Regions from separate parts of the Homo sapiens genome. Here region 1 is linked to region 2. Evidence: chromatin loops called from intact Hi-C (ENCODE). Cell type or tissue: heart left ventricle. All regions are shown on one strand. Region 1 overlaps VCL (vinculin). Region 2 overlaps VCL (vinculin).

Region 1 (2,500 bases), 69 kb after region 2:
CAACACTGCCTTTTCATTAGACTAACGTTTAAAATATGACTTAAAATCATGGGAAAATATAGTAATGATAAAATCTAACACTCATAAAGCTCTTAGCTCTGTGTCAGGAATAGTTATAAACATTTTAATGAACTAATTTAACCCACACAACAACAACATTATCAGCCAGGTACTATCTTTACCTTTGTTTTACATAGGAGGATCAAGAGAAATGGAGATTAAATAACTTCCCCAATGTTACCTATCTCGAAGGTGTCAACAATGGGATTTTAAAATAAGGAGTTTAATGCTTAACGATTATACTACTGTACTGCTTCCCAAAATTTTTATCATGTGCTGATTATCATATGCTGATTTATCTAGTATCTATATCTAAAGTGTGACTTTGGTATTTGCTAACTCATACTACCACATTTTGCCAAAGATGGCTATTCTGCTCATTTGCAAAAGATCAAAACTAATAGAGAATTCTACATCCATGTTTATTTTTTTATTCACACTTACATATTCTGTATAATCCTGTGCTGGGCTGTGCAGGATTATCCCCATCTGCACCCCAGGACTCTGTGCCTAAATTTTTTTCACTCAGAGAACACAAATTAGATGGTCCTTTTGCATGCAATGCCCTGTGTTAAGCAATTATTTACAGCTACTTTCCTAATTGGCAGTTAAATTTCACCAAGATTCAACCACAGCCTGATATATATTTCTCCAAAGAAGCTTAAAACAGTTTTTGATCGCAGCAGAAAATGGCCTTCCTATTTGTTTATTGAACAAATACTTTACTCCACAAGGCAAGATCCTACTATATGCCAAGCACTATGATGGATACTAAAAATTCAGAGACAAACACAGCAGAGCCAATATTTGCCCCTGAGGCTCTGGTGGGGAGATATGTTAAACAGTGAATAATCACACAAATAATTAATTACAATTGTGATAAGCATAATAAGGAAAAAATATAGAAAGTACATGATAGAAGGGCCTAACCTAGCTTAGAGGTAGTCAGGGAAAGTGTCCCTGAAAAATGGACATTTACTATGAAAACTGAGAATTAGTAGAAATTATCCAAGTAAAGAACTACAGAAGAGTACATCAGGCAGAAGGAAGGCCAACAGGAAGCACTGTACTTTGGAGGAAACAAAAACCCAGTGAGTTTGGGCAGCCACAAGCAGAAAGCAGCTGAGGCCAATGCTCAAAGGTCTCTTCCTAACTAGGTGGCCCACCATCTCCTCACTCCTCTCATACCATACCAGTCTCGATCTGCTGCTGGCCTACTGTGTGTGTGTCACTCTTCCCCCACGTCCCTACCACTTCACATCTTCTCCATGACTCCAAAGAAGAAAAACCACTGTATTTGTAGTAGTTAACACACAACTCTTTAAGAAGAATAATATAAATTCTGCAACAATTATATTGGTGGAGAGGATGTGAATAAATCTTTTTTATAAGATTATTGATTTCATCTGTGTTTTAGGCAACTTGAGGCCAGAGACCATATCTTATATATCCCAACACCTAGCAATGTGCATAGCTGGAGTTTGACAAGTAACTTTACTATTTGGGGAGAATTGTAGAATGAGAAATTTAAGTGTTGCTGATCTACATTTTTTCTTATGAGATTTACTAGCCTATTCATATACCCTTATCTATTTTAATTGCAAGAATAAAAACATGTTATCCACCTGGTAGATAAAAGATGAGCCAGTTCTCCAGGGATGGAGAGAGGACAAAGAGAAGGCTGGAAACACAAGAAAGCTATATAACAAAGGTCCCTCAACTCTCAACTCTAACAACTGTGCCATTTCTTTCTTCACAGAAAGCTTACTCATGGGAATAACTTAAGCTTATTTCAAAAGAAGGAATGACTTTGACTTGGATGGTGGCCAGCTGTGGTAAGAAGTGCAGTGAAATTCAGCCACTTTCCCCTTAAAAGTCATTCAACTGGAAATTTTATCAGTGGGAAATTCTCTAAGGGCCAAAGACTCTATTTTCTGCAGCTTAACAACATTTGTAAAACATTTCGAGTTCTAAGATTCACCACCTCTCTCCTCTATACACACACCCCACACTTATGCCAATCCAGTGTGCTAACTTCTGATAGAAGTGACATGGAATTTTTTGGAATCTAAAAGTTCAAAATATGTACCCAACACAATATAATATCGTTTATGAATCTTTGTTTCTCTTTGAGACTGTATAAATATTTGGTACATAGCAACATTTGAGGGCAGGAAAAGAGAAACATCATGCCTTCCAGTGGAGGCAAGAGATAATCAGCTATCCTTATTATCATAAAATAACCTAAAATGACTAGCTGGTATATTAAATATCAGAACATAACACACTTAATTGAAGAACTACCATGAGCAGGGGACTATGGTAAACACAGAACCAATAATATGAAGAATAAAACCCACTCCTTGCCCTTCAGAAACCAACAGTCTAAAGGGAGACACCCTAGGAGAGTAGGGAGGAGAGGGGGAAGAAAATTCGATAT
Region 2 (2,500 bases):
TTGGGAAGAAATCCCACCATTATTTTCTTTGCAAAAGTTGAGATACCATGATAGAACGTAAGACAGAGAAGAAGTTACAGCATTAACATACATAGCTAAGGTAGTCAGTCCTACGAAGGCCTTAAAAATATTGTCACCACACCACAATTCTCATTTCTGTCAAAATGCAGCATCTTGCATGCAAATATTCAGTTAATTCTACTCTGTTGCTAAACAGAGTGGAATTGGGTTCCCTATTGCTAAAACTGTGAAAACTGGTAAAATTGCTCAAGCCAGAATATGTTTAATGTCTTCAGCAGGAAAAAGCCCTGTTGTCACATGCCTCATTGTCAGCCTTTCCACTAGTCAACATTCATCTACTGCAGCCTTGCCAAAGCCCTTCCCACCTCAGGGAAGCCTCGTTAGTATGTGGTGCCACAAATCACAGTTCTTTTACATCTTGTTTTGAAATGCACACACTGGATGATATTTCACTATATTCAATTAACCTGAAAAACTTGGAATTACTGGTTGGAAGAAACAATTGAAAATGTTAATCTAGCAGTTTAATTTTAATTCTACAAATAAACCCCTCAAAGTAATATAATTTAGAAGTGTTTTCTGACCTTCCCTGCTATTCCTCCTTCTTAGTTCCCTTACTATCCCTCACCTGGAAGAAGATGCAGGATAGAATAAATGGGTCTCAGCTTATTTTTTACAACCAGGATTCACGAGGACTATCAGGAAACTAGCATAAAATCTCCCAGGATACACCAGGAGAAGCTGAAACAACAGACTAATCACTTTAAATGTATTTAAGTATTTCCGTAAATTTTTTTAAACACATAAAAACACAGAGAACAATATAACACCAGCCATCTCTTAAGTCTCTATTTAGCATCTTCAAAGACCATCTATCCTCCTTTTTGCTGTAGGAAACTGACTCTTACAGAGTTAAGCCATCAAAGCACAAAGTTAACCTCTAAAATTCTAGGCAATGTCCTAGCTTCCTTCAGTTTCCAATCCTGCACAACTGGGGTTCTTAAAGGTGTTGCACCACTAGTTTTCCACACGGGGGCACCAGGAGCATCCCCACTTCCAATTCAAAAAAAGATACAGCACTATCACAAATAAGCATTGGCAGCACCCATAGTTAGGCTCAAGGTCCACAACTGTTCCAAAGCCCCCTATTCAAAAGACAGATCTCTCAACTGTCGGAATCCCTCCTTCCCCTTCTAAACAGACACAGATGATTCTCCTGTTGAATCCTTGGCTATCTAAGGCTCTAAATAGCAAATTCTCAGCTATAGCAATGAAAAAGAAGTGAACTAAATTACCAAAAAAATTGAAAACAAAATATTTTTATTATCAAGTTATATGTAACCATGGTAGCTGTCAATAAAAGGCAGAATCATAAGAGGATCTATTTCAAAATCCACTTGTAATTAGAAGAAGATATGTGGTATTTTTAAGTGCTTTGATTCTCAAATGGTTTGAATATCAGCAAATCTCTCCTATCATGTCTTAAATTAATTTGTGCAGAAAACGTTGCCTTCAAAATTAATGCAAAGGTCAACTTTAGCTTAATTCCAAATTAGCAAGGCCTGAATCAATAACTTTTTAAAAGACTTGAGGCCAGGCAACTCCTAACCTCAGAGAACTGGGTAGCCTTCAGGATCTAACACAAGTTATCTAGGCATAGGTTTTCTTTTAATCACAAACTCTTACTTAGGAAGTGTGTGGACATCCTGGAGAATAATTATGTCAATGTAAAAATATTTCACTTAAAACCTGTTAAACCATTTTCCTAACACACTTTTATTTTCAGTGAGAAAAGCAATAGGTATTTATTACATTTCAAAAATCTAAATTCAAAGGGAAACGAAGGTCAGAAATTTTTATGTCTACTCTAACATTAAAGGCTACTAGTTAGGAAACTAAATTCAACTGACATGCATTGAATTTAATATGCATTCCCTGCATGTTAGGTTCTGTTTTAGCTACTTTCCCCCTCCTTACCTCATTGAATCTCAAATTTAAATGTCATTTAAATAATACTACAAATTAAGAAACAGGAACTGACTCCTACAAACCTAATTTGATCTCAGGTTTGTTGACTCCAAACCTCATTGCTTATCAAATGAAACAAGATTTTTTTTTCTTTTACCAAGGAGAGTTGCTAAAGATTCTACTAATCTCCAACAATAGTCAGCAAATCTCTGCCTTGTCAGTTTTGACTTTGGTTAATACTGCAGAGAAAATAAGCTCCAGAAATCAAATTCATAATCTACACTAACAAAAATGACTGCTTTTATTCTCCAATGCCCAAAAATGATTTGAAACACAATGGAAAAAATAGTTTTTGTCTATTCAGCATCCTCAAAAATCATTTCTTTTTTTCTCCTTAATAAAGCTCTAATGGCCAGTACTGCAAGGAAAGAATGTAATTCTCAGGAAGTGAGTAATTTACTGCTCAGTGGGAGGTGTGACACCGTCAAGAAGTTAAAATTAAGAGATGTTC

The links. Hi-C counts contacts between places; a loop is a spot of excess contacts. Peaks named below come from ENCODE experiments on the same cell type or tissue, not always from the same donor. Only the 100,000 strongest peaks of a DNase experiment are listed, where the experiment ranks them.
Region 1: it touches region 2 in a loop (3-fold over the local background); 19 of 110 quality-filtered maps call a loop at or near these places.

Annotation. Positions count from the first base shown.
Region 1 is chr10:74,011,400-74,013,899 of GRCh38, reverse strand. The region is part of intron 1 of VCL (vinculin); the gene reads right to left. Among named protein-coding and RNA genes, the nearest start is that of VCL, 15 kb to the right of the region's middle. In heart left ventricle, no CTCF peak of the experiment used is centred here; no DNase peak of the experiment used is centred here; H3K27ac peaks cover 115 bases.
Region 2 is chr10:74,079,951-74,082,450 of GRCh38, reverse strand. All of the region lies in intron 6 of VCL (vinculin), which reads right to left. Among named protein-coding and RNA genes, the nearest start is that of AP3M1, 70 kb to the left of the region's middle. In heart left ventricle, CTCF peaks have their summits at 834 and 1,041 (motif pointing right); no DNase peak of the experiment used is centred here.